2 separate regions of the Homo sapiens genome follow, and region 2 is linked to region 1. The links are chromatin contacts, found by Hi-C or POLR2A ChIA-PET in ENCODE. All regions are on one chromosome and are shown on one strand. The core of a region is the stretch at or near the end of the contact, and the rest is flanking DNA. Distances in the headings are between cores, read along the strand shown. Region 1 holds the start of ITPRIPL1 (ITPRIP like 1). Region 2 overlaps INPP4A (inositol polyphosphate-4-phosphatase type I A).

Region 1 (5,426 bases), core at 2,176-4,675:
TTAAGCTAACAGTTCAACAAGGAAACCAATTCACAAGGAACATACTGGAAGTCAATCACAAAAAGGAATAAGCTGGAATGAAGGTATTCTCTGGTTCTCTCACTTCGAGTGTTGATACAAAAACACAACTTCACAGTGACCCTCTGGATCTCACCTCCTTAGCAGCAAGATCCTCCCATAACATCCGTTTCCCTGGACCTTCTTTGGGTCATGATGAAAGTTAGCAGAAGAAAACCTCAGATGACCCATCCTTGACTAGGCCCTGCAGGGTCATTATGCCCATCCTCATGACCACCTCACACGCTCCTTAAGGTGTCTCATCATAGCCCCCACTGGCAAGGTGAAGGTCACATATACCACTGATATATCTGAAAAGTAAACACTTTTGTAGCCCAAGGAATTAGAAATACCTTCCTCTGTTTTTTTTTTAATGGTCTTTACATCAAGGTGCTGCAGCCAGTGGGGCATGAGGCAGAGTTTTCACCTGGGTCAGAAGGTTTTGGAACTCTTCCACTGCCTGTGAATGTGCCTTGGGGTTGAGCACCAGGTGTTGGAAGAGATTGACCGGCTCAGCATTCCTAAATGTCTTAGGGATTGGGATGGTCAGGGGCAGAAAATTGTTACCAATGAGGAAATGATGGAGGGACCTTTGCTGGAGGCCACGGCCCAAGAACCAGAGAATGTCCTGGAGCCGCTGAGAGAGCATGTTGTGGGCCCAGTCCGTGAGGGGCAGCCGTAGCAAGAGGTGCATGAGAGCTGTTTTAAAATGGTAAGAAGTGAGGATGGGGCGGGATGCTCCATGGGGTAAGCTCTGATGCTGCCGGAGACTTAAAATGATCTGGAGGCACTTGAGGTGACAGGTGTTCTCGGGGGCAAAGCGCCCCACCAGCTTCAGGAACAGGTGCTCACAGGCCACAAAGGACTCAGGCCAGTCCACACTGGTGAGCTGCTCCTGGTCAGGAGCCTGACTCACCAGGTAGACCAAGGTGTCTTCTCGTTGCACCCCCAGGACCAAGTGGATTGAGAGAAAGCGGCCTGAGCGATAGTCCAGCCGGAGCTTGCAGGAGGTGGTAGACGGTGGGAGACTGAGTTTAAAGTCATACTTGTGGGCCACAAGGGCCCAGGCATTGCCCATCATGTTCCGGAACCACTGCACAGTCTTGCACACGTCTAGGTGGAAGCCGGTGCAGAGAGCTGCCTTGATGGAGCTACTACACTTCCCCAAGACTGCCGAGGGGTCCCTGTGGTGGTGCACCAGGCACAGCACGTCCCCTAGGAGTTTCTCACGCTTGCACACACATTCTGACTCCACCAGCACACAGCCACAGCGGCGGCCCAGGGCTGGGTCCCTCATCTCCAGGACAAACATGGTGCCCTGTGGGGGGACAATGGGCACCAGGATATCAAATTTCTGGGTCTCATGGAGGGTTCCCCATTTCTCAAAGGCAGCCCCGATGCCCAGGCAGTCTTCCAATTGTGGGTGAGCCTCTTGGCGGCTGAGCACCCGACAGGCCTCAATGAGATCATCCACAAAACTCTCCACAAACTCACAGGTGCAGGGCAGGTCACGGATGGCATTTTGGACATAGTGTTTGTAAAAGGAGTCCAGGGCCTCCTGGGAGGGGAAGTCAGTAAGCCAGTTGTAAGAGGTGACAGGGACAACACGGACTTCCTCCTCCTCCTCCTCACTGCTGGAATCAAAGGCCGGTTCATGCTGCATGTTCTGTCGCAGGAGCTCAAAGACGAGAAAAAGGCAAAAGAGGCCAGTGTTCCACAGGTTTCCCAGCATCCAGCCCAGAGGCCCTTCCTGGCCATCGGCCTGGAACGGCCACCCCATGTCTTTCTTCCCCAGCACTAACTGGTCACTGGATGTGTCTCCTGTCCAGAAGTTCTCTGCCTTCTGCCTCTGCTCAGCGGCTCGCTTTCTCTCTTCAAACTCCATCTCTAGCAGGCGCATCTCCTCACTCATTCGCTTCTCCAGCTGCCGACTCCTGGCTAATGTGTCCAGGTCCATCCGATCACTGACCATCAGAGGGTGGTGAACAACATACATCACTGCCAAGAACAGCAGGCTTATCACAGCCATGGAGGCCTCTGCATCTGGAGAAGTAGGAGAGTAGGAGTCAGTGGTCATCTTCCAGACTTATCTGCTCTCTAGCTCACATTCCCCAGAGCCCTGGTACCCCAAATTCTGAAAATCAGCTACTCAGGAGGAACAGAAAGCCCACAGAGCTTGGCTTGGACACAGCAAGGGTGGTCGGCCTGGGAGGAGGTTCGAGAGAAAAGAGGGCGAAAGGATGTGCCACTCAGTCTCTCTCCTGCTTTCCTTCCACATGGTGTGGGTGGTATTTAGGCTTCCAGAAAGTGTACATGGGACTGTTTTCATTCCTGTGTAGGATGGGGAGGGGGACCCTTGTGGTAGGGTGGCCTCACCCGACTCCTCAGTCAACCATGGGCACCAGATATGACCTGCTGATCCCAGAGGCTCCCTTTTATAGCCAGAAAGCCCTGAACCTGCCTGGGTGACACCTTTCCTCTGCCCCGGCAGCCAGTTGTAGCATTCCACTTCCTCTGTGACTTCACAGTCTTCATTCTGCTCACCCAGTATGAAGTGAGCCTCATCACTCAGCCTCTCCCTCTCTGCCCAGGGAGCGCAAGAGAGGCACAGTGCCGCCAGCTGCTTGCTACGGTGCCCTCTCTGCTCCTAAGGGGCTAGTGGATACCCCGTGTGTGGGCAGGCTAGCTTCACTTCTTAGTTCAGAAAACTGTCTGCAGAACCAGGTGCCCAAGGCCTACCTGACAGCCGGCAGTGGTCAGTTCCACTGCCTCCCCACCCACCCGTGAAGCCCGAGCTTCTGCCACTCACCCTAATTCACAAGCTACCGCGCTTACCAACATTCATGAAGGACTATGCCGTGTGGACGCTGAAGCCAGCTGGGCCTATCCTCCCTTTGGAACTTGGCCTTGCTTCGTCTCCCCGCCCTCTCTAGGAGCCCTGTTAAAATGTACAAGGTACCTGGGGGCTTTGGCTCAAATCGGAACCCGACCCTCCCCCCATTCATAACTTCCCCAAATTCCACGCCCAGAGATTTGTACTCTCACCCGCCTATCCGTAGGAGGCCAAGGGCCCATCCTACCTCGGGATGTCTCCCGGGACCCAGGGCCAGGTTACTCACCGTCAGTGTTAGTAGGAACACGATCTTAAAGAGACAGCGCGGCCTGACCGCCACTGCTTTTTTCCCGGCAGGGTGGGGGCGTCCGGTTCATCGCTGGGGCCGCCCGCGGGAGTGGCCCTGCTCCCCTTTCCTGGGTTATAGACCATGCTTGTCCGAGCGTCTGAACGTCTGGCTGAGCGCGGTGGGCCCCTACGACCCCCAGCACGCGGCTCCGAGGGCGCCCGCGCGCCGCAGCCGCTCCCGCCGTCCGGGCTCCTCCCCGCCCACCCAGTACAAGCTCCTCCCCGCCCAAACCCCCGTGGCCCAGCGTGCAGGGGCAGCGGCCTCCCCACACCGGGTCTCTGTCCGCACCGAGGCCCCCGTGGGTTTGCTGGGAGAGTGGAGGGGCCGTGGCCACACACTCTCCGCTGCTCGGCCTCCCTGGGGTGGCAAATGGGGCACCGCCGTGCCTGCTGTCAGCTGCACTCAGCTCAGTTCAGTGGAGAACAGACTTACTAGGATTCGGGTGTAAGGATGATGGTGGCAAAACTAGGAATTGACCGAGAAAAGCCATTCTCACTTCGGGCTGGCCCTGAGCAAAATGGCACACGAAATAAGATGTGGTTTCAGCACCCTAAATGTGCTTCCCTCCCAGCCCACGCCCAGACTCAGGCATCTTTCCCCAACCCCTTTCTCATATCAAAGTGACTCTCATGAAAGAACAGACAGCACCCAAAGACCTTACTTGGGGCCTTGCTTGCTACTCACTGGCCACGTGGGAGTAAGAATCCTACCTACAGGGCAGCTCTGCTGATACATGGGTGTATAAAGGAGAACTTTATACGGTGTGGAGGCTGGACAAGCTTTATCACACCTTAAGAAACACAACAGAATGGGTTTCCTGAAAGGGATCTTCAGATATCAGAAAGAGCCCTTAGTCTTCCTGTCTTGTGTCAGCTATCCAAGAAGAAAAGGAAGTGATGACCCCTTGATACTAACTCACTAAAATCCCTCTGCTGAAAGACAAGTTTCAGGGTTTTTATTTGTTTGTTTGTTTTTGAGAAAGAGTTTCGCTCTGTCACCCAGGCTGGAGTGTAGTGGCACCATCTTGGCTCACTGCAGCCTACCCGCCCCAGGTTCCAGTGATTCTCCTGCCTCAGCCTACTGAGTAGCTGGGACCACAGGTGTATGCCACCATGTCCAGCTAATTTTTGTATTTTTAGTAAAGACGGGGTTTCACCATGTTGGCCATGCTGGTCTCGAACTCCTGACCTCAGGTGATCTGCCCGCCTCGGCCTCCCAAAATGCTGGGATTATATGTGTAAGCCATCACACATGGCTGGGTTTCAGGTCTTCTTATCCAGTGGCAATGTGTAGGGAGCTCCCAAACAACTTGTACAATACTTCCAAGAATACTGACTTATTTAATTGTGGAGCAGGAAAAACTGTCTGCTAGCTGACAATGACTGAAGTTCCAAAGTTACTTTTTATAAATGTGAATTATGAAAAATAGATCACAGGTTATTGAGCATTCATGCATTTGGAGCAGTAATAATGAAAGTCTCTTATCTTTTCACTTATGACATGATGTCAGGATGCAAAATATATGCTTCAGAGTGTGCAAAAACGATAATGTTTAAGACCATGTGTTTTAAAGTTGTATTATTTTAATTAACAAATAATAATTGTACATATTCATAGGGTGCACAGTCATGTTTCATACATACAATGTATAATTTCAGATTAGGGTAATTAGCATATCCATCATCTCAAACATTTATCATTTCTTTGTGTTGGGAAGGTTCAATCCTCCCTCTAGCTATTTGAAACTATATATTATTACTATTATTATTTTGTGTGTGTGTGTGACGGAGTCTTGCTCTGTCACCCAGGCTGGAGTGCAGTGGCACCATCTCAGCTCACTGCAACCTCCACCTCCTGGGTCAAGCAGTTTTCCTGCCTCAGCCTCCCAAATAGCTGGGATTACAGGCACACACCACCAAGCCCGGCAATTTTTTTGTATTTTAGTAGAGTGGGGGTTTCACCATGTTCTCGAGCTCCTGAGCTCAAGCAATCTGCCCACCTTGGCCTCCCAAAGTGCTGGGATTACAGGCATGAGCCACCATGCCTGGTCTATTATTGTTAACTGTAGTCAACCTACAGTGGTGTGAAACCCTAGTACTTAGTCCTCCCATCTGGCTATAATCTTGAATCCTTTAACAAATCCCTCCCTATCACCACCTTCCCCTCCCCTTCCCAGCCTCTAGCATC
Region 2 (5,426 bases), core at 1,925-4,424, 2.1 Mb before region 1:
GGCTGTGCTGTCCCAACCTTCCCCAGCCTGTGCAAGATTTGAAGACTGTCCCCTTCATCAAGCCACAGCAGCCCTCAGCCACAAAGAGCTCAGGGTGGAGCCTCAAAACCTCAAGAGTATCTTAAAGAAAAAATGAAGAAAAAGAAGAAGCCTATTCACTTCCTAAAAACAGCCATCTGCAGGCCCTCTGAGATATCTTTTTTGCACCCATTCTTCTACAAGCTTCTGCCAGCGCCAGGTTCACTGGGTGGAGACCGTGTACCCTAAGCCAACTGACTACTGACCACTATCAGGCAGGAGACAAGGGCTGTGCACGGAGCGAGCAGAGACTGGAGGAAAAGCTGCCTCAGCATTCCTCAGCCCCTGGCACCGCATGCAGCAGACCCTAGGGCTAACAGCTCACACCTACCAGACCTTCACTTGACCATGGACGCTCATGGCTCTGGTCTGCCCTAAATCCCGCACAGGGGCTTGTAAGCAGTCTCGCAGGCACATGCCTGTGAGCCCTCCGCAGGTGGCTACTACTTCCTGCTCTCCTACAGACAGACCCCAGGGCCAGCTCCACAAGTCAATTCCTTTGTGCCTGAAAACTACCTGCTGCGTGAGTGAATGAGAAGGGGCAGGTGTGCTCCCAGTTGGTAACTTTGCATCACCTCGCCTGTGATGAATGACCATGCCATATCACAGATTCAGAAACTGAAGACCACCAACCAACATGACTCCAAAATGTACGTGCAACGTGCTGCCCAGGCCGTTGCCTTCCCTCTGAGATGTAGAGCACCTTGGTTGGAACAGCTGAAATGCTGGGAGGGCATGGCCAGAACCAGCCTCAGCGAGACACCATCACAGCTGAAATGTAGACTTCCACACAAGCACTGTGTGTTCCTGGGCCTGGCTGTCATTAAGGTCCCTGCAGAACCATCTGCCCTTGCACCTGCAGCTTGAGTTGGCCGCTTGATAGGCCAGGCAGAGGAAAGCCCAACAGAGCCAATGTACCTGAAACTGGGGTCAAAAGCAGCTTTGACAAGCCTCACTCAGGATGCTACAGGTTAGTTTAAAATGTCTGTGGGCTGGGCGCGGTGGCTCACGTCTGTAATCCCAGCACTTTCGGAGGCCGAGGCGGGCAGATCATCTGAGGTCAGGAGTTCAAGACCAGCCTGGCCGACATGGTGAAACCCCGTTTCTACTAAAAATACAAAAATTAGCCGGATGTGATGGCACACACCTGTAATCCCAGCCACTTGGGAGGCTGAGGCAGGAGAATGGCTTGAACCCGGGAGGTGGAGGTTGCAGTGAGCCAAGATTGCAACAGAGCACGATTCTGTCTTGAATAAAAATTTTAAAAAATTAAAAATTAAAAATAAATAAAAAATAAAATGTCTGTGTGTTGGCTGGACATGGTGGATCACACCAGTAATCCCAGCACTTTGAAAAGCTGAGGCAGGTGGATTGCTTGAGCCCAGGAGTTCAATACCAGCCTAGGCAACATAGCCAAACCCACAAAAAAAAATTAAAAATTAGCCAGGCATGGTGGCATACACCTGTAGTCCCAGCTACTCAGGAGGCTAAAGTGGGAAGATCACTTGAGCCTGGAAGGCAGAGGCTGCAGTGAGCCATGATCCTGCCACTACACTCCAGTCTGGTTGACAGAGTGACACCCTGTCTCAAAAAAAAAACAATAATAATTAAAAAAATAAAAGGTCTGTGTGTAACTAGAAGGTAATATTTTATTTTATTTTTATCTATTTATTTATTTATTTTTGAGACAGAGTCTCCATCTGTTGCCCAGGCTAAAGTGCAGTGGCACGATCTCGGCTCACTGCAACCTCTGCCTCCCGGGTTCAAGCGATTCTCCTATCTCAGACTCCTGAGTAGCTAGGACTACAGGCGCCTGCCACCACGCCCAGCTAATTTTTTGTATTTTTAGTAGAGATGGGGTTTCACTGTGTTAGCCAGGATGGTCTCGATGTCCTGACCTCATGATCCGCCCACCTTGGCCTTCCAAAGTGCTGGGATCATAGGCGTGAGCCACCACGCCTGGCCACTAGAAGGTAATATTTTAGAGACATGTGCCTTACAAATAGTATCTAACCATTAACTGCCCATTTCCCAAAGAAAACCCTACAGGCCAGGTCATAATTGAAATAAACGGGCAGAAGCTTAAACACGTCGTCTAACCCCACCCTCTTTTTCCAGCTAGAATGATGCTCAATCCAGCCAGAGCCTAGGCCCAGACCTCAGAGCAAGGGGGGTGCAGCTTCCTTCACAAAACTAACGTATTAGTGTGAAGCACAGGCTGGAAAGAAGCTAACAGGCATCCAGAGAGCACTGGTTGAAGAATCTGCAGCACAGCCTGGCAGCAGGCCAGCATGCAGCTGGACAATGGAACACAAAACTCCTTGTGGGCCAGTGAAACCGTCAGAAGAGGCACACAGCGAGCACGCAGCATGGCACCAGGGATGTGGAAAACTGTCTCATGTCTGCACATGCAGGCCTGCTGGCATATACACAGCATAACTTCAGAAAAAAACCCAACAAGCACATGGCATTGGTGTCTTAAGGGAGGGGACATGGATGGCTAGAGGATAGGGTAGGAAACAGGCTTTACCACATATCCTGCTATATTTTACAATTTTTAAGCCATGAAAATGTTTGCCTATTAAAACATAAAATGTTATCAAATTTGTCAAACCAAGTTAAGTACAGGGAGGTTTTTGAGAAGTCTCTCCAAGAGACATTAGTGCACAGCCAATAAGGGGATGGAAGATTTCAAGGAGCCCTGCTCTGGGGCAGGCACCCCTGCAGGTGACAGAATCAAAGCTAGGCCCACACCTGTTGCTGGCAGTGACTGCCACGGCCTTGGCAATGAGCATCCCTTGCTCTCCGCCCTTCACTTCCTTCTTCTCTGACTTGTCTCCTTCCACTCTGTTTGCCTCCTCTGCCATGTCACTACATCATGTGGCATAGTGAAGTCTATATTCCAAGTCAGAGTCCCAGTTAGAGATGGAGGGTGGTGTGGCAGAACCATGAGCCAACCCCCGTCCCTGTAATCATCTCTCACTACCAAACCACCCCCTCGCCAGCTACTGGCTCACAGGCTTGACTGTGTCTTTTTGCACTGCACCCACTGTGCAGATACCCCATGAGGTCACGGGAAGGGCGTGGCTATGGAGAAGATGGAACCGGCTGCAGCTGCCCAGCCAGCTATTTCACACTGTAGGGAGAGCCCCTGAGACAATTAATACCATTTCTAGAAACCAGCATTTCTGGGTTTCTTTACACCCCAATGCTTCCTCTTCCTCATGGTGTTTCAGCACAGTGTTTCACAGGTGGATTAGAGGGGGCGCAGACGATTCTTCTCCAATGCTGGGTTTCATTTCTGTCATTTCACAGATAACAGCTTCACCCCTGACCCCATGGGTGCCAGGGACACCCTGCCCTGTGGTCTGCATTGTGGACATCCTGCAGCAGGACCCACTGCCACACAGCGCTGGGTGAGCCGCAGCATCCACAACTGTAAAGCCAACACAGAGCGGAGACAAGGAGGCCAAGTCGCGGCCCACAATCCCCTAAAACTGGTGGTTAGAGCACAGGCATTATTGTAAGAATTACTATGATCCAAGAAAGGGTCTCCCCAAACCATGAAAATGACTATGGAACTGCTTCTGTCACTTAAAGTAATGACACAAACAAAAAGAATGAAAGAGTCTTAAAAAAGTCTGACACCCTCCAGTGTGGGATGAATGAATTCCCAAACTTTACAAAAGGCCTGAAGGGGCTCGAGCCCCCCGGGTGATCTGGCCCTGCCTCTCCTGAGCCTCCTTCCTGATGCATTGCCCCAGTCCCTCCTCATTTATCTCTGAAGACCCCCAGGTTGAGCCACTGCCCTTCCATGACACATAACTCACCCTTCCCTGAGGCCCTGTGATGCTCCCCAAAACCCACAAGAGGAAGAGGCCACCTTTCCTGGGTGCCCCTACCCTACTAGGCTTCTCTGCACCCTTGCACCTATAATACCACACTTGCATATATGTGTACATGTATATGGGGAAAATTTTTACTTTTAATTTTAAACATACACACACACACACACACACACACACACACACGATGACCAAACCCAAAGGTGTGGCACCTTCTCACCCAGAAGTGGAAGCAGACCTAGGTTCCAGCCACCTGGACAAAAGGGCTTGTGTGCCAAGGATAAAAAAGGTCACTGCTGAGAACAGGCTTCTGCCTTTGACTCAGCAAACTGACAGTTCTGGTTTCTCCCTGAGAACTTACTGGGGCAGCAGCTGTGCAGTGGATTCTGGTCTCCCCTCCTTCTCCTCAGTTAGACTGAACCTCAACTTGACCTCAGGGAAGCAGGCTGTCTTCCCAAGAGAGGCTGAGGCTTTTCTTGCTACTTTGACAAGGACAGACTAGCTTTATTCATTCGTTCACTCAACAAACATTGATTATATGCCTATTTTGTGCCAGGCACAGTGGGGCACTCTGGACCTACAAAGAAAACCAAGCTATTGTCCCTGCCCTGAAGGATGCTTAAGTCTTATGACAGCCCAGATCCATGATGTTCGCAGGGTGTGTCCATAGAGAACTCTGGCAATCTTCACACTGTGAATGCCATTGTGGGACACAATGCCCCTGTAGCATGCAGTAAAGTAGAATCTAACACTTGAGCAACTTCTCCAGACCCTCAAGGAATTACTATTAACCAGTTGCACACCAAGGAGGAGAGGGTAAGAGGGCCTCCCAAACACGGACACAGGTGTCCCCCTCAGCACTCTGCACGCCAGCCCTCCAGGGTGTCCTGGTAGACTTTCTTACTTTCATGTTGTTTTTCCTTTTGGCTACTCAGCAGCGACCCCCTTCCTCCTAATAGCTCCCTGAACTCTACCCTCCCTTAGGCCACTCAACCAGGGTAGGGAGGAGTGGGCGGGAAACCAGGTGAGGCAATCAGAGTGCTGATTTTCCCAGGTGCAGGGACCACTGGTTTAGGGGCAAGCCCCTGGCCGAGGTCTACTCAGTGTCACTCCCACTCCTGGGCCAGTCCAGACCTGAACTATCCATCTTGTCTCATGAGTGAGCGGCATTTCCGAAGGACAAAGCTCTGCCTGAGCACTATGCAATCCTGACTTGGTGTCATATTCTGTGCTCCATGAATGCTCCAATCACACTGGTGGCAAATGTGGTAAAAGTCAGTCAAAATCAAGCACTTCGGGTGCCTTTGGGCGTGTGGTGGCTACCATCCTGACGGGTGTTAGCGGGCCACAAAGAGTGTGCTGAGAGCCACCTTCCACAGTCAGCCATGCTTTGAGAACTTCGCCTCCGCTGTACTTCTCTCCCTGCCATGATCCGCCGATGCTGCCTACCCGCTTAAGGTCTGGAGATGCAATGTGGAAATCAGAGCCACATCCCCCCTGGCC

What was found. Hi-C counts contacts between places; a loop is a spot of excess contacts on that map. ChIA-PET counts read pairs that join two places held with the same protein, here RNA polymerase II (POLR2A). Pooled maps may share reads with other maps.
Region 2: a map with no recorded cell type shows a loop between it and region 1 (8-fold over the local background). The contact joins the enhancer-like site here to the promoter of ITPRIPL1 in region 1. A Hi-C loop is called at or near these places in 3 of 37 single-sample maps with no recorded cell type and 6 of 50 pooled maps. POLR2A ChIA-PET finds 5 or more read pairs at or near these places in 1 of 52 experiments (T-cell).

Annotation. Positions count from the first base shown.
Region 1 is chr2:96,323,316-96,328,741 of GRCh38, reverse strand. ITPRIPL1 (ITPRIP like 1) reads right to left here and starts at 3,425. Exons shown (of 3, transcript NM_001008949.3): 1 at 3,177-3,425; 2 at 2,893-2,995; 3 at 389-2,100. The coding sequence starts at 2,902. The coding sequence ends at 443. RefSeq lists an enhancer at 2,738-3,238 and a silencer at 3,261-3,510.
Region 2 is chr2:98,458,784-98,464,209 of GRCh38, reverse strand. The region is part of intron 1 of INPP4A (inositol polyphosphate-4-phosphatase type I A); the gene reads right to left. Among named protein-coding and RNA genes, the nearest start is that of INPP4A, 17 kb to the right of the region's middle. RefSeq lists enhancers at 165-214, 401-916, 3,430-3,489. Within about 2 kb of position 3,174, at least 13 of the 41 ENCODE cell types and tissues checked have a DNase peak (open chromatin) inside an H3K27ac peak, as active enhancers do.